Regions from separate parts of the Homo sapiens genome. Here regions 2, 3, 4, 5 and 6 are each linked to region 1. The links are chromatin contacts, found by Hi-C in ENCODE. All regions are on one chromosome and are shown on one strand. The core of a region is the stretch at or near the end of the contact, and the rest is flanking DNA. Distances in the headings are between cores, read along the strand shown.

Evidence for each region. Hi-C counts contacts between places; a loop is a spot of excess contacts on that map. Pooled maps may share reads with other maps.
Region 2: a loop to region 1 is called in a map of CD8-positive, alpha-beta T cell, with 12 times the contacts of the local background. The contact joins the promoter of TESK1 here to the enhancer-like site in region 1. A Hi-C loop is called at or near these places in 4 of 168 maps with a recorded cell type or tissue (CD4-positive, alpha-beta T cell, CD8-positive, alpha-beta T cell and naive thymus-derived CD4-positive, alpha-beta T cell) and 6 of 50 pooled maps.
Region 3: a loop to region 1 is called in a pooled map, with 14 times the contacts of the local background. The contact joins the promoter of PIGO here to the enhancer-like site in region 1. A Hi-C loop is called at or near these places in 2 of 168 maps with a recorded cell type or tissue (CD4-positive, alpha-beta T cell and naive thymus-derived CD4-positive, alpha-beta T cell) and 5 of 50 pooled maps.
Region 4: a loop to region 1 is called in a map of naive thymus-derived CD4-positive, alpha-beta T cell, with 23 times the contacts of the local background. The contact joins the promoter of EXOSC3 here to the enhancer-like site in region 1. A Hi-C loop is called at or near these places in 1 of 168 maps with a recorded cell type or tissue (naive thymus-derived CD4-positive, alpha-beta T cell), 1 of 37 single-sample maps with no recorded cell type and 7 of 50 pooled maps.
Region 5: a loop to region 1 is called in a map of CD8-positive, alpha-beta T cell, with 15 times the contacts of the local background. The contact joins the promoter of CREB3 here to the enhancer-like site in region 1. A Hi-C loop is called at or near these places in 2 of 168 maps with a recorded cell type or tissue (CD4-positive, alpha-beta T cell and CD8-positive, alpha-beta T cell), 1 of 37 single-sample maps with no recorded cell type and 3 of 50 pooled maps.
Region 6: a loop to region 1 is called in a map of CD8-positive, alpha-beta T cell, with 5 times the contacts of the local background. The contact joins the promoter of ATOSB here to the enhancer-like site in region 1. A Hi-C loop is called at or near these places in 3 of 168 maps with a recorded cell type or tissue (CD4-positive, alpha-beta T cell, CD8-positive, alpha-beta T cell and naive thymus-derived CD4-positive, alpha-beta T cell) and 6 of 50 pooled maps.

Annotation. Positions count from the first base shown.
Region 1 is chr9:36,764,533-36,768,123 of GRCh38, reverse strand. No RefSeq gene overlaps it. Among named protein-coding and RNA genes, the nearest start is that of MIR4475, 57 kb to the left of the region's middle. RefSeq lists enhancers at 2,094-2,253, 2,774-3,292, 3,293-3,591. Within about 2 kb of position 2,088, at least 5 of the 41 ENCODE cell types and tissues checked have a DNase peak (open chromatin) inside an H3K27ac peak, as active enhancers do.
Region 2 is chr9:35,603,727-35,607,433 of GRCh38, reverse strand. TESK1 (testis associated actin remodelling kinase 1) reads right to left here and starts at 2,172. Exons shown (of 10, transcript NM_006285.3): 1 at 1,596-2,172; 2 at 1,329-1,450; 3 at 1,149-1,197; 4 at 451-597; 5 at 25-107. The coding sequence starts at 1,814. RefSeq lists silencers at 1,307-1,566, 1,348-1,642, 1,577-1,746, 1,767-2,066, 2,097-2,346 and an enhancer at 2,827-2,936.
Region 3 is chr9:35,095,341-35,098,674 of GRCh38, reverse strand. It overlaps PIGO (phosphatidylinositol glycan anchor biosynthesis class O), which reads left to right and starts at 2,084. Exons shown (of 11, transcript NM_032634.4): 1 at 2,084-2,520; 2 at 3,109-3,334. The coding sequence starts at 3,110. PIGO-AS1 (PIGO antisense RNA 1) reads right to left here and starts at 2,371. Exons shown (of 2, transcript NR_186491.1): 1 at 2,255-2,371; 2 at 531-915. RefSeq lists an enhancer at 2,078-2,417.
Region 4 is chr9:37,782,990-37,786,317 of GRCh38, reverse strand. EXOSC3 (exosome component 3) reads left to right here and starts at 1,254. Exons shown (of 4, transcript NM_016042.4): 1 at 1,254-1,597; 2 at 2,255-2,404. The coding sequence starts at 1,274. RefSeq lists enhancers at 1,362-1,501, 999-1,514, 1,512-1,571.
Region 5 is chr9:35,731,054-35,734,592 of GRCh38, reverse strand. It overlaps CREB3 (cAMP responsive element binding protein 3), which reads right to left and starts at 1,927. Exons shown (of 9, transcript NM_006368.5): 1 at 1,692-1,927; 2 at 1,450-1,597; 3 at 1,311-1,378; 4 at 1,108-1,197. The coding sequence starts at 1,820. It overlaps TLN1 (talin 1), which reads left to right and starts at 2,398. Exons shown (of 57, transcript NM_006289.4): 1 at 2,398-2,518. It overlaps MIR6853 (microRNA 6853), which reads right to left and starts at 1,671; the gene lies at 1,598-1,671. RefSeq lists enhancers at 1,802-1,891, 1,942-1,991, 2,792-2,841 and silencers at 2,122-2,281, 2,322-2,611.
Region 6 is chr9:35,113,706-35,117,268 of GRCh38, reverse strand. It overlaps ATOSB (atos homolog B), which reads left to right and starts at 1,407. Exons shown (of 9, transcript NM_025182.4): 1 at 1,407-1,464. RefSeq lists a silencer at 1,203-1,262 and an enhancer at 2,596-3,425.

The sequences.
Region 1 (3,591 bases), core at 839-3,338:
GGTACCATCCAAACAACAAGTAACTTATTGAGGACCTGCTACATCCCTGCTCTCATGGTCTGTACAGCCTGGAGGACCATCAACTCAGCCTCCTCTCCAATCACTGCTGGGTGGCCAGACAGGACATTTTTCACTTGCTATGAACTGCTTGAACCCTGATTCAACTATGGATTCAGAGAGTCAGATTTCTTACAGGCAAGTGCCTCTCAGGAACCAGAAAATGGAAGCAAGAAGGCTGGAGGCTTCTAGCAAGGAAATGGCAGAACCCAGCCCAGGACTGGAGAATGGTTCAGCTGGGAAAATTGGGATTGTGATAGAAAAAGGAAAACCACTCTGGGACAGGTTATAGGGAATGCACTGGGATATGCGGGACACCTGGGCAGACCTATGTGGCTTGTGAGACATCCCATGCATTCCCCCCTCCCTCCACTCCTTCTCTCAGTCCTGAAAGTCGTTTGCCCAAGGCCACACACAAGCTCATATATTTCTGGAGAGGATTAGGGATAATCTGTGCCTCTTCTGATGTACTGCCCTTCAACTCAAGGTTCTGGGTGTTGCCTCATCTCAAATTGCCTCTAATTGCCATAAAGAGGAAAATTCAGCCACCTCAACAGAAATCTTCTTGCTCTTCCCCAAGTTGTTCTACACACAAAGTCAGAGTAATTATTTGAAAATCACATGGTGCTTCCCTGTAAAAATATTCAGTGGCTTCCCAGTATCCCGAGAAAAAAACCATCTAAACTCCTATTATAAAAACATTCGAAGGAGTTCTGCACGGCCTGCTCTCCTCTGCTCTTACCTCGGACCTCCCCGTCTAGCCTGGCTGCTTCGCCCTACATGCAGCACACTCATCTCAGCTTTGGGGACTTCTCTCATGTTGTTCCCTCAGCGTGGAGACTTCTCCAACTGCCAATAGTGCCCTGCTCTCTAGTTCAGCTCAAATGTCACTTTCCCAGTATTGCTACCTGAATTATGCCCCATTATTTTGTTTCTTGACACACTTATTCAATGTGTAATTATAGAAGAGACTGCGGGTTTGTTTACTGTGTTTCCACCCATAGATGGTGAGGCCCATGAGGAGAGGGTCTGAAGGTGTTTCCTCAGAGCCCAGACCATTCACATAGATCACCGTGTATCTTCAAGTCTGCATTCTGAAAGCTCCCGTGTCACTAAAAGTATGACAAAATAAATGCATTATGGGAAAGAAACAGAAAGGAAGAGAAGGGAAGAGAAGAGAAGGAAAAAAGGAAGGAAGGAAGGAGGGAGGGAGGGAGGGAAGGAAGGAAGGAAGGAAGGAAGGAAGGAAGGAAGGGAGGGAGGGAGGGAGGGAGGGAAAGAAAAAGCAAAAAAGAGCGTAGACCAGCGCCTGGTACAGGAAGCACTGAATCCATTTTGTTAAACCAGAGCTAACCCTTGAAGGCCTCTTTCTAGATGAAAAGGAACCTGCCAGGCGCGGTGGCTCATGCCAGCACTTTGGGAGACCCAGACGGGTGGATCACCTGAGGTCAGGAGTTCGAGACCAGCCTGGCCAACATGGTGAAACCCGTCTCTACTAAAAATGCAAAAATTAGCTGGGCGTGGTGGCGGGCGCCTGTAATCCCAGCTACTCGGGAGGCTGAGGCAGGAGAGTCGCTTGAACCCGGGAGGTGGAGGTTGCAGTGAGCCGAGATCACGCCACTGCACTCCAGCCTGGGAGTCAACACTGAAACTCCGTCTCGAAAAAAAGAGGAACCTGAGGCAATGGAGACCCCCTGAAGGATGAGGTCTGGGGTTGTCACACAGGAAAGCAGCGGATGAAGGCGCAGCCCAGAGCCCTTCGGGGGCCTCTCAGGCCACCAAGCAGCCCGGGAGTCCCGACAGTTCGCCTCTGGGGCCTCAGTGTTAGGGACGGGGAGAGGCGGGGCTTCCTCCGCGGGGGCGGTGCCTCGGCCCAGTTCCAGGGGCGGGCTCTTCCTCAGGGAGCTTCCTCATTGGCTACCCACTCGCCCAATGAAGTTCCACCTCTCGGAGGTAGACGCTCTACCCAAGTGGGCCCCTCTCTATGGTCCCACTTCCTCCCGCCCAGAGTCTCCGGGGAACCACAACACGTTACCCATGGGCACCTGTGAAGCTGAGGCAACCTTCTGGACCCCAGCGCACGCTCTCGGCCAGCTGTCTTCCTGCTCGAGCCCCTTATGCACAGGAAGTCTCACTCCTCGCCGAAGAGCAGGTTCATCTATTAATTCAGTCAACCAACACGCAACACCTGCTGTGTGCCAGGCTTTGTGCAGGCGCTGGGGGCATAGGAGGTGATCCGGTTTCTTTCTGTGCATTCTCTCTTACTCTCTTAGAACCATCTCAGACACAGCCTGGGCTTAGTGACCTCCACGTGTGGGACATTCTTGTTTGCTCAGACGTCCCTCCTGGAGATCTCCAGTCCTCCTGGATGCTTGTCCCACAGTCCCCCTCCAGCACGACATGAGTCATTCGTTTATTTACTCAAAAAATATTTAGCGATCACCTACTAGAAGCCGACACTGTTGTAGGTTCTGGGGATGGCGCTGTGAACACGGCAGATGGAATTCGTACTCTCTTATATGCTGATTGAGCAAAGACAAGAAACAAATAATAGATGAATGTGATTGTTTGCCATGCAGTGATCACTGCTGTGAGGAATGAAAGCTGGGCCCCACGGAGGAGACGATGTTTCCGCAGATGGCTCTGGTCGAAGAAACATCAGTTCTCCCCACACCTGTTCCTCCTCTTTCTGTCAGTGGCGTCTCCAGTCTCTCCTGACCAGAAAACCTGGAGTCCCCAGCTCTTCCCCTGTGGACTCCATCCCATGTCCCTCTCGCACCGGCCCACTCCCTGCACGCCTTCCCGTCCTCCCCACCTCGTCTCTTCCCTCCCTTCCTCTTGTCTCATTCCTGTCCCCTTCTAACTCATCTTCGCCCGCCGCTGCCAGGGTCGCCTCCCATCCATAGCTGCTTAAAGACCTGCGGTGGTGACCAGGTGCTCTCGACAGAAATTGCATAATTCCAGCTTGATAATCAGTGTCCTCCACAATCTTGTCCTAGCTAGCCCCCCAATCTTATCCTTCATGACAATGTTTTGCACCCCCAGCATGGGGACTTGGCGGTATGTTCACAGCGTTTACCTCCTCTGACCCCCTGCTCGCCGCTAGTTTCCTCCTCCTGAAGGCCCTCCTCCACCCTTGGTGGCTAAGTGCCGGCGCCACCTGCCACCTGCGCCACCTGCCACCTGCCACCTCCTCCTCCGAAATTCCTTCCCTCACACGCGCACACACACATCACACACACCACAGCACACACACACCACACACACACACCACTCACACACACCACTCACACCACACACACACCACAGCACACACACATCACACACACCACAGCACACACCACTCACAGCATACACACCACAGCACACACACCACTCACACACATCACACACACCACAGCACACACCACTCACACCACACACACCACAGCACACACCACAGCACACACACACACCACTCACACGCACCACTCACACACCATTCACGCACCACGCACACACCACAGCACACAGACACATCACACATACCACTCA
Region 2 (3,707 bases), core at 923-3,422, 1.2 Mb after region 1:
GGGGAACAGGGACATTCATCTCACCTATACACAGGAATCTTTTCGGCCAGCCCGAAGTCACCCACGACAGCGGTGAAGCCTCGATCTTCCCGTCGGACTAGACAGTTCTGACACACACACACATAGTATCCCCACGCACTCATCACCTTCTGCTGTCTGGCCTCCCAATGTATAACCCAAAGCCCTGTCACTCCAGCATAACTCCAACCCTCTCTGCTCTCCCAGTTTTTCAAGGCACTTCAATATTGCAACATCATCCAACACTCCAAACACAGGGTGCTACTCAGTCCCTCCGAGCACTCCCCTCACCCTGGTCCCCCAATATTCTCCAATGCCTTGCCACTCCAACATCCTAATATATCTGTTATCCATATTCCAACATCCACAGGCCAGTTACAACCTAATAGCCTCAAACCCTCTTTCATGTCTCCACCCACCCTGCTAGCCTACCTTGGATGTGAGGTCGCGGTGAAATACACCTTTGGAGTGCAGGTACCGCAGGCCTCGGGCAATGTCCAGGGCCAGGTGGAGCCTGACCGGCCAGGACAGGGGTTCAGGGGAGCTGAGCAGCTGTTCCAATGTCCCCCCATTCATATACTGGTGCATAGGAGGAGAATGGGAATAGATGTCAGACTTCAGTCTGTATTCTAGGTCCCCCACTTACACGCTAGGGGACACTCCCGAGGATCACAGAGGTCATAGGGGTAAGACTGTGCTGTAGGACCCCCCCCATCCATGTTCTAGGATTGCCCCGTTCAACTCAATAGCCATTAGCCATGTGCAACAATTTAAATAATTTAAAAAATTTTTTAATCAAGTTGACCCACAAAAAATAATCTAAACAATGAAAATAATTTAAATTTAACCACATGTGGCTAGTGGCTACTGTATTGGACAGCACAGATAGAGAACATTTCCGTCACTGAAGAAAATTCTATTGGACAGCACTGTTCTAGGGGATACAGAGAATAAGACCAGTTGAGGCCTTTTATATGTGGTTTGCCTAAAGGAAAGTTCAGGAAAGCCTCCCCTGAGAGGAGATCCTGTTGCCTCTCACTAGTCCTCCGTAGATCCACCAGGCCTGTTGACTCCCTTTATCCTTGGGGGTGAAGGGGGGTGGGGATCCCTCCTTCCTGGCCTATCCTCACCTCTGTAAGAGCGTGCAGCTGTCCCTGGTGCACACAGACTCCCATGAACCTGCAAGAGGATGGGGAAGATAGAAGGATAGGCTATTAAAGGCCTCAGCTCCTCCTCAGTTCCACTTTTCCCGCGGGATCTTTCCCTTTCTCTCCCGCCCAGCAAGCTGCCCAGAGACTGGGGCCGCTCACCTTAGGATGTTGGGGTGCCTGAGCCGGTTCATCAGCTGCACTTCCCGTAGTGTGTTGCCCCGGTTACTGGGGAGCTTGTTCATCTTCAGCACCATGACTTGCCCTGACTGTCGGTGCCGAACCTGGGGGCAGGAGCAGCCGGCGAGGGCCGGGCAGGTCGGGCGGGTCGCCGGAGTCTGGACCCTCTTCCCCGCACTCCCGGCCCCCTAGTTTCAGCCTCTGGTTGAAGGCTCGGTCCCGCCCCTCTGCCCTCTCGGCCGGTCCTACCTTGTAGACCTCAGAGAAGAAGCCGGCCCCGATCTTCTCCGCGCAGTGAAAATCGTCCACACGCGCCAGGCTAGACACGGCGCTGCGGAGAGCCCGGTAGGAGGAGGGGCGGCCCCGGCCCGGGCCTCCGCCCGTGCCCCCCGGCCCCGGGGGCCCCTCCCCCGGCACCTCTCCAGGCCCGGGCCCAGGGCCCCGCAGTGGGGGCCGTTCCCCGGCCATGGCCGGGCCCCCAGCCCGGGCCTGCCTCACATGGCAGGGTCCCCAGGGCCCGGGCAGGCCGCGCTTGCCATGGGCGCGGGCCCAGCCCGATCCCGGGCGCCCGGACTCCGGCTCCCGCCCTGAGAATGGAAGATCCGCCGAAGATCCTGGACCCGCCCCCGCCGCGCCGGCTGGCTGGGCCCGGGTGGACGCCGCGCCGCTCCGCTCCGCGCAGGGCCTGGGCTTGGGCCTGGACCGGGCGGTGGCGGTGACGGTGGCGGCAGCGCTCCGGGGCGCCGGCGGGCTGGCTTGCCGCGGGCGGAGGCGGGCGGGCGGGCGGGCGGCGGCTGCTCCGCTTAGCCGCCGGGGATCAGGCTCCGCGGCCTGCCGGGGGCGGGGCTGGGCCGGGCCTCCGCTTAACTCCTTCCAGCCCGGCCTCCCGGCAGCGGCCACGCCCCCTCAGGTGCGCACCCCCGCCTCCCCGCTTTCCGGCCGCGATGCCCTGGGCCGCCCGGGTCAAATAAGCTCCGGCCTGAGCTTGAATAACGGGAGGGAATTAAGGGCTGATGGTGCGCATGCGAAGCTTAGCTGCCCAGGGAGTCCCCTCTCCTCCCTGGGTTACTGTCCGTTGAGGGTCGGGCTCAGAAACCTGCCGGATTCCTGGGCTCCAGGGACCAACGGGGCAGAAAGGTAGGCCCCTCAGGCCCAGCCGCAATCAGAGGTAGCCTAGCAACCTGTCCACCTTCCTGGCCTGCGCCCCGGCCCAGCCTGCCCATTTCCCAGGTCTCTTCGACTCCGACACCTTGAACCTCTGGCCTCCCTAACACCTTCTACCTTCACGGGAGGTTGTGATACCCCGGGGCTATAGGAAGCCTTTGGCCGGCCCATACCCAGCTTAGCCCCGACTCCTCCTCACTTCATCCTGCCGCCTCCCAATAAAGAAGAGAGTCCAGGTCCTCCGCCCTGTGACCACCCAGCCGGGACCTCCCTCTTACTACTTTGCCCAAAAGACTCTAAGAGAGAAGCCTCCACCTGCAGGGAAGCCCGTCCTTCCGCAAGATCCCACCCCCCTCAAAGAACGCTGTCCCTCGGAGACCCCTCCCTTCCTCAGTGAGACACCTCCCTTTCGGGGGCACTTTTCCCCAGTGTGGCACTGCCACCGTCAGTGTGTCAGAACCCCTCAGTGCTGCACCCCCTTGCTCTGTGTTCCTCCCACGCAGTGAGACCCCACCTCCGAGGAAATCCACTAGTCATTGTGACCCCTCCTCTCAAGGTGACTCCTCCCCTCAGTGTGACCCAGCCCTCCTCAGTGTGAGGGTTCCGCCCTCCACGTAGGAACACGGTCTGCCCCCTAAGGCCGGAGGAGGGGCTGCAACTGGCCTCTTTAAGTCGGCGCGGTGCCTGGGTGCGCACGCAGTCTCAGGACTCCGTGCACTCGCCGTACCAGACGCTTCCGGTTCTGCCGCTGGTTCCTCCTCCGGCCTCGGCGAAATAGCCAATCATCGCTAGGGTTGGGTGGTGACACGCGATCCCGGCGGTCCACTCCGGGGCAAACGGTTTAAAAGGGCGTCGTTGAGCCGCCTGCCACCTAGCGGCGGAACGGTGGGCGGAGGGAGAGAAAGCTGCCGTCTCGAGTGCGGAGGCAGGCTGAGAGCTCCTCGAGGAAGCGAGGCTGAGTCCTGCAGGAATTCTCAAGTACTGTATTGATATTTCTGTAGTAAGCTTAAAAGAGAATTAATACAAGCACAGTCCGTATCGCGTGGGGTTACCGTCTTCCAATGGAGTCTGGTTACACGTTTATGAGACTTGGAGCCAAGAAATACTACTCGCTTGTCGAGGGCTACTGAGAAAAGAATAAAGACGGTCATAAATGATACATGATGCCTTAGAGTCAAGAGAAGGCCAGATGCTGTC
Region 3 (3,334 bases), core at 835-3,334, 1.7 Mb after region 1:
GGGATTACAGGCATGCGCCACCATACCTGGCTAATTTTTTTGTTTTTTGTAGAGACAGGGTTTCACCATGTTGGTCAGGCTGATCTCGAACTCCAGACCTCGTGATCTGCCCGCCTGAGCCTCCCAAAGTGCTGGGATTACAGGCGTGAGCCACTGTGCCCGGCCTATGAAGGGTTTTTTTCCCTTCCCATGAAGAATTTTAAGATAAAACATCACATTGGCCAGGCACAGTGACTCATACCTGTGATCCCAGCACTTTGGGAGGCTGAGGTGGGAGGATCACTTGAGCCCAGGAGTTGACCAGCCTGGGCAACATGGTAAGACCCTATCTCTACAAAAAAGAAAAAAATAACAGTAATCACATTAATGTTTTAGTTAGAGCTGTCTTGCTGCAATGTGGAGAAGGGATAGTAGGGAGACACAGGAGGCTGGGAGGACAGTGAGAAGGCTGCCTCAGTGATCCTGGAGAAGGGATGAGGTCTGAACTGAGATAAGGGGCTATGGGGATGAAGGTGGAAGAATAACTCAACTTTTTTTAAAAATTAACATATTCCTTTATTCGTTTGGTCAGTATGTGAACCTCAAATATATGCTAGGTGCTGAGGATATCATGAAGAAAACAGAATTCCCTGACCTCAATGAGCTCACATTCTACTCGGAGGGGATAAACCATAAATACGTGTAGAATTTCAGATGCTGATGAGTTGTGCTATGGAAGAAATTAAGGAAGTGAGGGGAAATTTTTCCAGGGGGTGTGGTGGTGGGAGGTGCTGAACTAGTAAAGTAGGGGATTGCAGGAAGCCTTGCTGATGTTACAGTTGAGCTTCAATATGAAGGTGATGGAGATCCATTTCGGCATCGGGAACTGAAGCTGACAGAGGAGATGGCAAATGCAAAGGTCCTGAGGCAGAACTGCTGTGGATGGAACAGAGTTAGGGAAGCAAAGAAGTGGCAGCTAGATGAATCAGAAGGGGAAGAGGCAGATAGTGTGCAGGGCCATGTAGAGCCAATGCAAGAACTTTTACTCTGAGATGAGAAACCAGTGGACGGGTTTTGTTTCTTTTTGAGACAGAGTCTTGCTCTGTTGCCTAGGCTGGAGTGCAGTAGCACGATCTCAGCTCACTGTAGCCTCTGCCTCCTGGCTTCAAGCAATTGTCCAGTCTCAGCCTCCTCAGTAGCTGGGACTACAGGTACACATCGCCACGCCTGGCTAAATTTTGTAATTTTTAGTAGAGTTGGGGTTTCAGCATGTTGGCCAGGCTGGTCTCCAATTCCTGACTTCAACTGATTCTCCAGCCTCAGCCTCCCAAAGTGCTGGGCTTACAGGTGTGAGTCATCGTGCCTGGCATTTTTTTTTTTTTTTTTGAGAGGGAGTCTTGCTCTGTTGCCCAGGCTGGAGTGCAGTGGTGCAATCTCGGCTCACTGCAACCTCTGCCTCCTGGGTTCGAGTGATTCTCCTGCCTCAGCCTCCCAGGTATCTGGGATCACAGGCGCCCGCCACCACTCCCGGGTAACTTTTGTATTTTCAGTAGAGACGGCGTTTCGTCATATTGGCCGGGCTGGTCTTGAACTCCTGACCTTAGGTGATCCACCTGCCTTGACCTCCCAAAGTGCTGGGATTACAGGTGTGAACCACTGGGCCCAGCCTCCCCTCCTCCACTCCGAAGGATTATTTGCTTAATTATTCAGTCGTAAGATTTAGTTACAGGCTTTGAAAGGAGGAGTAATGAAATCTCAGTTGGACTCAGCTAAGCAAAAAAGGGAAAATAAGTATTATCTCCATTTTACAGATGAGGTAATGCCTAATGATGACAATATGTGCGGCCAAGCTAGGATTCAAGTCAAGTTTGACTCCAGCAGCCGTGCTCTTAGTCGTAACCATGAATGGACAGTGGTTCCCTGAACTCTTCCTCCAGCTTGGTCCCCTGTCCCCAATTTTCAATTACTAAATATCCCATCAAACTGGGGCCAGCCCCACGCTCCTGGCCAAACTTCCACCGAGGTGCCGGCAGATGGCGATGGAGCCACCGACGGGCCACTCTGTCTGGCGCACGCATCTCTGTGCTGCCAGGTCGCAGGCGCCGCCGCCGCCGCACTTCCGGGTGCCATTGCAGGTGAGCCAGGGTCTCCCGAGAACCTCACCCCCCGGTATTCCCCTCACCCTGAAGTAAGGGAGTCTCCCTCTTCCCCTCAGCTCCTAACCAAGGTGCTCAGTACCGCGGCTAGGGTGCCCAGCGGGAGGCTGGGTAGTTACCGGAGGAGGCAGAGCCGGTCGCACGCCTGGGTCCCAGCGGAGGCCCAGTCGACTCTCGACCCGGGCCCCAGCCTCCTTGCGTGGCGAAGGTCGTGCCTCAGGTCTCCTGGCGAACCTGGCCGCCCGGAAGCGGAGAGTGACTCCTCCCCTTCGTCCCCTCGGTGCCCGCCAGGCGGCGCCGTCGGCTGGGCCCGGATTCCCCTGCGGCTTCGATCCCTTTCCACTGGGTATTGAGATTGGCGAGGGGAGAGGCGCAGAAACGGCGTGTAAGAGAGCCTGACTACCAATTGGAATAAGTTTCCCTCCTGACTGTTCACATGTACAGGCAGCATTAGCATTTCCTGCCTGTACATGTGAACGTTCCTATGCTCTACCCCTCGAAGATCCTGATTCAGTAGATCTGGGGTGGGACCTCATGAAACGGCGTCTCCCTCTGTTGTCCAGACTCTAGTGCAGTGGTTCAATCTCGGCTCACTGCAACCTCCGCCTCCCCGATTCAAGCGATTCTCCTGCGTCAGCCTCCCCAGTAGCTGAGACTACAGGTGCCCGCCACCCATTTTTGTATTTTTAGTAGGGACGGGGTTTCGCCATTTTGGCCAGGCTGGTCTCGAACTCCTCACCTCAGGTGATCCGCCCGCCTCGGCCTCCCAAAGTGCTGGGATTACAGGCGTGAGCCACCATGCCCAGCCTGGAAATAGGAGGAGAGTAATATTGCGAGGGGTTGGCTGTGAAATGGTTTATCTCCAGGAAGGTTTCCGGGAGGAAGTGATTCTAGCTGGGCTTGTATTCAGGGACCAGAATATCCACTGGTTCTTTGCCCCACAGTAATGAATTTACTTCCCCACCCCTATCAGGATGCAGAAAGCCTCAGTGTTGCTCTTCCTGGCCTGGGTCTGCTTCCTCTTCTACGCTGGCATTGCCCTCTTCACCAGTGGCTTCCTGCTCACCCGTTTGGAGCTCACCAACCATAGCAGCTGCCAAGAGCCCCCAGGCCCTGGGTCCCTGCCATGGGGGAGCCAAGGGAAACCTGGGGCCTGCTGGATGGCTTCCCGATTTTCGCGGGTTGTGTTGGTGCTGATA
Region 4 (3,328 bases), core at 5-2,504, 1.0 Mb before region 1:
GGCCGCTAAAGGCAATCGGTCAGTCACGGCCTCCCAGACCCTAGGAATTCTACCACTGCTGGAGAATCTGATCAAGCACTAATTGAAGGTTCGAGTTGACAGAGAAAACGGTGATTTAAAATAGAACCCCCAAAGTCAGATAGATGATTGGAATCTCTTTGGGTTTGGAATTCAACTGCTTCTCACGTGCGCAACTAAGTGTGCTCCAGGGAAATTTGAGTTACTGATATTCCAGGCCATGTAGGGCTATCGGAAGCATGTGAAATATGTATATTTGCAGGGGGAAAAAGTCTAGGGAGAAATACACACCAAAGGAATACATTCGTTCATTCATCAGGTATTACCTATTTCATGCCACACCTTGGGCTCTAAAGAATCAGAACTACAGTGTAGCAAGGGAGAAAAACGGGCAAGATTAAAACATCGTTTATTTTCTTCTTTTATTTTTCTCTGTGTTTTCTAAATGTGACTAGATCTCTAACAACCAAGAAGGTTTTATTTATTTTGAAAAAAACTACTTTTCCTGTTAAAAGGTCAGCCACTCTTCTGAGGGCGGAGTCGGAAAGAAGGTCCCATGAACCCACCTAGCGTCCAATTTCCCTTTTTTTTTTTTTTTTGACAGGGTCTCACTCTGTCCTCCAGACTGGAGTGCAGTGGCACCATCTAGGCTCACTGTAACCTCCGCCTCCTAGGTTCAAGTGATTCTCCTGTCTCAGCCTTCCGAGTAGCTGGGATTACACGTGCGTGCCACCACGCCCGGCTAATTTTTGTATTTTTAGTAGAGACAGGGTTTCACCATGGTGGCCAGGCTGGTCTTGAACTCCTGACCTCAAATGATCCACCCGCCTCGGCCTCCCAAACTTCTGGGATTACAGGCGTGAGCCACCGCGCCCGGCCCCAGCGTCCAATTTTCAAAGCCCCTCTGCTCAGCTTCCAGAGATCCCAAGAAACTCTTAAGTGGAAGTATCTCGTATCCCCACGATGCGACCGGTCACAAAACACGCGACCCGAGACACTGGAAGTGGAGGCTTTTCGATGGACCAAGCTGCGCGGTTTTCATACCGACCCGCGGCCAGGCTGTCAGATAGGTGGCCGGCCACAATCACTGCCACCTTGGACAGGGACCCGTGAGCTGACGGCCATCAAGCTTCATAAACTGGTCCGAATCCAACGGACCGCTACTGCCGGAAACGGAAAGTCCTCAAGGGCGGGTGTTGGAAGCGGAGCGGAAGCGGAAGGCGGGTACCGGAAACGGTGTTTGGTGGAGCCCGCGATGGCCGAACCTGCGTCTGTCGCGGCTGAATCTCTCGCGGGCAGCAGGGCGCGCGCTGCACGCACAGTACTAGGTCAGGTGGTGCTCCCGGGTGAGGAGCTGCTCCTGCCGGAACAGGAGGACGCGGAAGGCCCTGGGGGTGCAGTGGAGCGACCGTTGAGCCTGAATGCTAGAGCGTGCTCGCGGGTGCGCGTTGTATGCGGTCCGGGCCTTCGGCGCTGTGGGGACCGCCTGCTGGTCACCAAGTGCGGCCGCCTCCGTCACAAGGAGCCCGGCAGTGGCAGCGGCGGCGGTGTTTACTGGGTGGACTCTCAGCAGAAGCGGGTGAGCTGGGACTCCGGAGGGGTGGTGCGGCAGTGAGAGTGGTAGCCCTGCTTTGAGAAGACCTCCCAAAAGAAGAGAGGGACCCTGAGGCCCTCTTTTGTTCAGGCAAACCTAGAGCCACCGTAGTCTTGTGCCCACTTCTGCATGTCCTTTAGAGGGACCGTGAACAATAGGAACATAGCCTGAGAAGGGCGACCAGGAGAGAAAAACGTTTGGAGACCGTGAGTCATGATTATAGTCTTCAAAACCCCACAGCAGGCCTGCCGTTTGGAGTCTCAGAGGGCAGGACTAGGCTCAATGAGTGGATGTCATAGGGAGTTAATTTCTCCTAGAACAGGTAAGAATTTCATATAGAAAAAATTGTCTATGGAATGGGCTTCCTTGGTTGTAAGGATTCCTTTGCCACTGGACTTATGCCACAAAGCTAGAGACTTACTGGTTGGGGTGCCTAAGAGATAATGGAGTTTGGACTCAATTAACAGACTACCAGAAGCTGCACACCCGGCACTTTATGAAGTGATTTTCTTTTACCGAAAGTGGCATTTGATCAGATTTCTCTTTAATGACAATAAAGTAACCACAAAGGACTTGCTGAAGGTATCTTCCAATGGTATCTTGTCATTTATGGCTGTTTTTTCATTCTGTTTCTTTTTGTAGTATGTTCCAGTAAAAGGAGACCATGTGATTGGCATAGTGACAGCTAAATCTGGAGATATATTCAAAGTTGATGTTGGAGGGAGTGAGCCAGCTTCTTTGTCTTACTTGTCATTTGAAGGTGCAACTAAAAGAAACAGACCAAATGTGCAGGTAATTACGGGAGCCTTTGGTTTCAAAGAAACAAACATCCATTCCCTAGAACACTCACATATCCAGAAGGCTATCTGAATTGTCTCCAAAGCATGACCTAGATCTCTGAGCTTGTATATAATTGCCCCAGGCTCCAAGAGTTTCTTCAGATGCTCCAGGATCAGAGCCACATAATTATTATTATTATTTTTTACATTTACAATTTATTTTACATTGGCTACATTTGTTCTTGGGATGTTTCATTTCTACTGAGTTGAAAGGTTGTATCTATCATCGCCATTATTTGTTATGTCCATATCCTCTGGACAAGGATGTCTGCTGTAGGCTTAGAGGAGGGACAGGTGGTGCAAATTGACATTATCAGCTATCCATCCATCCTGGCTGTAGGTCCTAGGAGCTGATAGAGGAGTAATATTGTTACCTTGGGTTTTCAATTTGAGCTTTTCAGGTAGCATAGCCACACTCTTCTTGTCTATCCAGCCTGAAATTTAGTGATTTCTTCACCTCTTCTCATTCACTTCTCATGCAAATTTAGTTGCTTAATCCTATTTTGATCCTATTTGATTCTGTCTCTGATCTTTGGCATGTCCGTCCCTTTATCTCCACAAGTTCAGGCTTCAGCTCCCTCTTGACTGGTCTCAGTCACTTCTTCATTAATCCCTGCCTCCACGCTTTTACCTCACCATCCAGGATTTTGAGAGCTGACATCCTCACACGGTCACTTTCTCGAAAAGACAAGATTCTCCAAAATCTACAGAATTCCTTGGCATTACACTCCAGGTGTCTTTCCTCATCCCTAATTATATCCTTCATACAGCCATACTCAAATCACACCAAACGCCATTAAACTCAATTTCCTGCCCTTATTTGCACATGCTGTTCCCACTGTCTTGATTGCACTATCCCTTCGCACCCTATGGAACA
Region 5 (3,539 bases), core at 678-3,177, 1.0 Mb after region 1:
TTCCTTATCCTGAACCAACAGCTGCCTCCTTATAATTTCTATCCGTTGGACTTACCTAGTATCTCTGGGGCCAAATAGAATAAACCCTGTTTAGCTATTTTAAGGCACTTAACATTTCCTCAGAGCTTAAAGAAAAAAAAAAAGACAAAATTTTTAACTCATCTTCTCAGGATAGACTGCATCCTCTTAGTATCTGTCAAAGATGTGCTCTAGCCAGTATCAAGGAAAGCAAGAGAGTGACTTGTAGAGACAATAACTCTATTGCTACAGTTTCCAAATCCCATGAACTTTCTTAGTAGCCACATCACACTGCTGACTCATCTTGTACTTTGAAGAAATTAAAATTCTTCACTTTGGGAGGCCAAGGTGGGTAGATCACTTGAGCCCAGGAGTTCGAGACCAGCCTGGCAACAAGGCAAAACCCCATTTCTACTAAAAATACCAAAAAAAAAATTGCCGGGCAGGGTAGTGTGCACCTGTAGTCTCAGCTACTCGGGAGGCTGAGGTGGGAGAATCACCTAAGCCCAGAAAGTCAAGGCTGCAGTGAGCCATGATCACATCAGTGCACTCCAGCCTGGGCAACAGAGCAAGACCTTGTCAAAAAATATATATATATTCCTGTAACCTTTCTATTAATGAGCACTGATTTCATCATAGTACCCCAGTACTCTGCTTGTGAAGTTGCCACTCATTGCTTAAAACTGAAAACTAAGGATTTTACATTTATTCATGTACTGCTTAGTCCAACCCTGTTGAACTCTCTAAACAGTTCTACCATTCAGCAAGAGGTGGATTACTATGAAGCCAACGAAGTGTCAAGGCCCTTCACTTACACAGTCCTTTCCAAGGCCCAATACTAATGTTGCACTGATAATTTTGAGTTATTTTTTTAACAGAACACCAAAATTTGTATAAGCCCAACAAAAACGAGGATCTGCCCTTGCATCTGGCATATTGTGTACCTGCCTCAACTTCCTATTAGCAATAAATCTACTAAGTTTCTCACCTCAATCCTTTTTTAAAGTTATTGATATAAAGTTAACAGAATTTGCCTACTTGGGACTTTTAATCCCTTTTCAGCCTTTGTTCAACCAATGAGAGTCTTACCTTAGTGAGAGGAAGTGTCTCAGGCAGAATAAGCCCCTCCTTCTCCAATAGACTCTTCTCCTCATCTGTCAGTACTAGCCTAGCAATCTCCTAGGGTAACAAGAAAGTGGACGGCAGTTGCATGGGGATGTCAGAGAGGAATGGGGAATCCTGCCCCCACCTGGGGAATGTGAGAGTAATCTCCTGAAAATCAAGTCAAGTACCTGCTCTGCCAGCTCCTCCATATGCTGTGGAGTCATCTGGGTCCCCTCTTTTCTACAGCTCTCACTCTCTGCAAAAGGGAAAGTATGAATAGCCAGGCCCATGAACCCTGTCCTCCCCGCAAACTTATTTCAGACTCACCTAGATCCATAGAGACAGTTTCCCGTGGGAGGGAGTAGGTGTGGTCATGGTGGACAAGGCAGGGGTTGGAGGAGCTGAGAATGTTCAACGACGCTGGGGGACTCAGCAGGGAGCACAGCAAATCATCTACTTCCCAGTCGCTCGGTACCTGCGCAGGGTTCCAATGAACAGGCCTTGACCTTATCACCATCACCTGACTTCATGGACATCCCACGCTTTCCCCAGTCAGAACCCCAACCTACCTCAGAAAGCGGCAGCGCCCAGTCCAGTGGGGCCCTCACGGCCTCATCGGGTGCCGTCCCCAAATCTCCACTTTCCTCTAGCAGGAAGGCCAGCAGGTCTTGGTCACCAGCATCCAATTCCAGCTCCATTTGGGACAACTACGGAAAGGGTGGGCCACCGGGCCCCAACGTCCGAAGCCCAGACACGAGCCCCAGGCCAGCTGTAGGCCTCGGGCACCTATCCACTGTCCCTCTACGGCCGGGATTCCCCGCCGGCGGCTTTCCATAGCCCTCTCCGGACCCGCCTCCCAGGCTCAATTCTCCTCAGCCTCCAACGCAGCGAAAGTGACGCACCCCACCCCGTGGCACTGTGGGACTTGGAGTTCCCTCCAACTGAGAAGAGGCTTGGGTGCAGCGCCACGTCCCAGGGGCTATGCAAATGTAGGGGACGGCCCTGCTGCCGCCTCGCACCCCGAGGGCGGGGGTTCCGGGGCTCCGGCTCCGCCTTCTACCCCAAGCTAGAAAAAGGAAGAGTTCTAGCCTGAAAGGGAACTCGGGCGTCGTCCTGGCGTCCTCTCCGGATTGCGCCGCACCCTCGCTTCCTGCCAGGGAGGGGCTGCCGGGCTTTGGCGGCTCCCGAGCATCGAGAACGGGGCCAGAGCAGCTTCCTGCCTGCCCCCCGCGACCATAGAGCGCGGGCCCAGGGCGCCGCCCGCGGGTGGGGGACGTTCCCAGGACGGAAGTGGCCGAGAGAGTGTCGAAGGGAGGGCGAGGCCGGAGCCCGAGGGCGACCCGAGAAGCGGCGGGGCGGCGGGCCGGCGGGCGGGGCGCAGAGCCAGGCAGCGCAGGTAGGCCAGACCGGGCCGGGCGGGGGCCTTAGGGTGGGGCCGCGGGGCCTGGCCCCGGGGCGGGCGGGCCCTGCCTCTCTTGCGTGTCCGGTTCGGGTCCTATTAGTTGGAGAGGTCAGCGTCCAGCGCATCTCGGCTTGAGCTCGGCGTGAAGTAGGCCGTCTTGGGGAAGACAGGCCTTTCCTGGGAGCAGTCCTATGTCTGGGATAGGCTTTGGGGAGCGTGAGGAGTCGGGTGGCAGCGGGGCGCAGGGCGGGGACGGGCTTTGGTGTTAGCTGATAGCGGGCATGTGGGTAGGAAAGCTTTGGGTGAGTTGGGGATTAGGTGGGGTCCGTTTAGGAATCAAGGGTCGCTATAGGAGTTAAAAGCTGGGGTTAAAACTTAAGAGTTAGTGTGAGTCAGGTCCGTTTTAGATAGGTAAGGTTTAGATTACGGTCATTATCTTGTTTGCTGGGATGGCCATCATACGTCATAATTTGAGTTCAGGGTCAGGTTAAGGGTCAACAAACAACAGGAATCAGGTTAGAGCTTGTTTGAGGGATTAAAGAATGTTGGCATGGTCGGTGTTAAGGATAAACAGTGAAAGCGTGAGTTAGGAATCAAATTATAAATGAACTTTAGGCTTAGGGGTCAACATTTAGGGTTAACATCAGGGGATTTGGTGCTAAAGGCAAAACTTAGATCAGTTTCAGGGATCAGGGATTGGATATGAGTCTGTGCTAGGAAAGGGATGAATGTCCAAGCCGGTACTGGGAATCAGGAAACAAATTAGAGGTGGGGTTAATGTTAGGAATTTGGGGCAGCTTTAGGGGTTGTGGTTTGAGGCTAGCATAGTTGACCTTGAGCAGATAAAATTTAAGAGGTTGGCAGTAGGTAAATGCCCTTCTTTTGTAGGGAAATCCTTTATTCCTATGTAGTTACAGGGGCTTCTTTTTACCCAGAGAGATAAACTAATTTCAGGCTAGCGTTCTGGCTTTAGCTAGAATTGCAGGCATCTGGGATTCCAGCTTCTTTATTCCAT
Region 6 (3,563 bases), core at 158-2,657, 1.7 Mb after region 1:
TTGTAATCCCAGCTACTCTGAAGGCTGAGGCAGGAGAATTGCTTGAACCCAGTAGGCGGAGGTTGCAGTGAGCCGAGATCGCACCACTGCACTCCAGTTTGGGCGAAAGAGCGAGACGCCGTCTCAAAAAAAAATAAAAAAGAATGTGACTTTTGTAGAACTTGATCAAATCCAGACCCAAACGGTCCGCTCCTCGGAGAGGCCACAGATCGGCGCTGAGCTGGGCTGTCTCAGTTCTGCAAGTGTCCTGTGCTGCCATCTACCGGTGTCTGGGAAGCGTCGCCCTCCCTTATTGTATCTCCTGGGGAGAGGTTGGAGAGGGCGCCGCTTAAACTGCAGAACATATGTAACTGTCATGCAGTTCATTAGACACCTGTACAAGGGAAAGGCCTCACTTTTCTCCAGCAATTGCAGGCCCTCCTAACTCCATATCAACACTCATCTCGTAAAATTCACAGATCTCGCTGACCTGCCTCAGTAGGTACTGATCTGACTCCTACTGTCCATCCCATCCCAGAACCCACACCCGCCTGCACAGCGTAGGCTTCAGAAACTGCTCAACCTCGCAGACCTGAACCCCACCGCCCAGATTCCCTCATTTTCACAGACCCCTGAGATTCCTTGCACTACCTTGCAATCCCTACGGACCTCCCCTATTAGTGCAAATGCACGCGCCCACCCAGACATCCCTACAAAGAGGTTAGAGTTCCGGCGGCAGCTCACACCGGTGCGAAAGCAGCGAGATAGCCCCAACCCGGCTCAGAGCCCTCAGGCTGGTGGCTTTGGCCCTGGCTCCATCTCCCCACCTCTGCCCTGATCCGCTCCGCTCAGGCTAGCAGCCTGCCGGCCGAGGCCCCGCCCCTCTAGACTTGTCATCACAGAAGCCGCACGTGGCCGGGGTGGGACCTCAGGCGACCTGCGACCATCACTTTGTCTCCTCCTTCCTCCTTTGGGGCCGCCACCGCCAATCAGAGCCAGCGGATCCTGGTTGGAGTGCGACCGCCCGGGTGAGGCGTGAGGGAGAAGGGGCGGAAGGAGGAGGGGCTCTGAGATGGGAGGGGGATCGTGGTGGAAGGGTCTTGGCGCGACTTCTGCCAGGCTGGAATCCGAGGGGGCGGGTCCTGGTGAAAGGCGGAGAGACCGAGAGGAGGCGGGGATCGGGGGTGGGGCCTGGGAAAAGCTGAGGATCCTGGGGAAATGCAAAGAAAACGCGAAGGAGGTGCGAGGTCAGAAGGGGGCGGGGCCCGGGCTACAGGGGAGGAGCTCGAGAAATTAAACGAGGAAAGGGACAAGTCCACAGAAGGTGGAAGGTGGGACAAGGGAGAGGGTGGGCCCGGGCGTTGCGGGGGCGGGGCTCAGACTGAAGGGGCGAGGTTTGCAGGCGGAGGCTACAGCTAGGGCTGCTCAGTAACTGCCCCAACCACTACCACGTCCCCAAGTGCAACGGGACCCACGGAACTACAGGTGTGGGGCAGGGTGAGCGTGGAAGAAGGGACGCGGATGGGGGTGCGCTTTGCAGACGATCTGGAGACTGCTGTGTGTTGAGGGAAGATACGAAGTCGCGGGAGCAGTTGGGGACTCAATGTGTGGGCAACAAGGTGCATTCTCCAGAGGCCTCTATGGGGGAAGGGCGGGAGCGCTTTGTTGTGGGGGGGTTGCGAGGTACATTGTGAGGGGGCTGTCTCTGTCTGATGTGGGGGGTTGGAGGAGGTACATGAGGGGCAGGGGACATGGAGGTGCTTTGAAGGAAGGGGGGCTGTTTAATGGAGAAGGAGTGTAGCGGTGTCGGAGGGTCTGCGGGCACTATCTAGGGGAAGGGGTTGTAGGCCCAACTTGAGGCAGGAGAACAGAACCCCCAGTACTTTGACAAAGTAACAGTTTAGGGCATTGTAGTAACTACAGGAAGACACTTGTGTTCTGGGTTCTAAGAGCAAGGGTGTTGGGGTTAGTGGGGTGAAGAGGCCAATCTATTGCACTCCTGTCTGCTCAGCTTTTAACTCCGCCTTCTGGCCTGGGCACTCAGAGAGGAGTCAGACCCTGCTTGTCACTAGGGCTTGTGTGAATGTCTCCTCAGTCTATTTTGGATCTGTCCAGCTGAGACTGGGGTTTCTTCCCTAAGCTGAGGTCCCGGGGGACCCTTCCCCCGCTGGGTTCCTGTCAACCCCCCATCCTAGTTCCTGTTCCTCCCAGAGCCGGCCTTGGTCTCTGTCTCCCCCCTCCCCCGCCCTGCCCTTATGCTCTGGGTGTGCTCATTTCCCACTTCCTTCCTTGCCCCAGGGCCTGGCCTGGCCCTTGCCCATCTAGGAGCTGTGCCCTGCCCGGTACTTTGTTATCAATGACCAGAGACCCTGGTAACCAGCGGCAGGGCTCAGACCCCACCCCCACCACTACCACCCAGGTCTCTCGCATAGATCCCCAAGTGACTGGTAGCCACATTTAACCACTTGCCACAAACAGATTTTCCCCACCCTTATCCTTCTGGGTAGGGAACGCTAGGGCTTCTGTGGGAGGGGGGAAGTGGTGAGGAGTATTGAGGGTCTTCTGTCTGTTTTGAGAGGTGGGCCACGACTGTAAGCTGAACCCAGTAAGGGTTGTGAGGTTCCAGCCACAGCTAGGGGAGGAAGAGGGAGTGGCTCCCCACACTCCAGGCTTGGAAGCACTATCAGAACAGGCTAGGACCTAGTTCTCTTGAGGGCTCCTCTGCTTCCCTGAGGGGATTTGATGGAGTGCTAGAGTTCTTTTTGCCCCTGGGCTGGCTGGGAGAGGGTGGGAAAGGCTTGAGTTCCACACAGTGGCTAAATGAGTGTGACAGTGTTGCTAAAAGGGGCCCCAAGCCAGCCTCCTCACACAACCACCCAGGAGCTGAGAGACTGGCTGGGGAGGGGGGTGGGTCTGCTGAGGACAGACAAAGCCCTGGGGTAGGGTGGGGTAAAAAAGGGCAGGCTGAAGCCTTTTGAGGAGGAGCTGATTGCTATGGCAACACTGCTTCCCAGACAGTCTCTCAGAGAGGGCGGGCCTAGGGCAGACTCTCCAGCTTCCTCAGGACTGGGGCGGTTTGTGTGAGTGGGTGGGGCATGAAGAGAAAGGGCATCAGTTTGCTGTGCTGAGACTGGAGGATATAGCCTTTCTGCTTTGGTACAGGCAGCAGAGCATTCGAATGCCTGGAGCTATCCTCTGATATGGAGATGAGTGAACAACAGTCATTAGAATTGTAGAGCTGCAGAGGCCCTCAGCAGTCATTGTTTATACAAACACCTCATTTTACAGGTTTGGAAATTTATGGCTAAAGAGACTGTGATTCCCCAGATGTCACAGTGAAAGGGCAGAAGATAGGATCCAGATCGCCGGATTGCTGTTCACTCAGCCCAGGGCCTGTTGTTTTCTTCAGTCAATGTTTATTGAACATTGCCAGGGACTAATGTTGGCTCTGGGAATATGAGCATGAACGAAACAAAGTTGCTGCTCTCATGGAGCTTCCATTCTATTAAGGGGAGAAAGAAATTGTGGAGGGGGAGGGAGAAGTCAAGTAGTGATAACCGCTATATAAAAAAAAATAAAGCAGG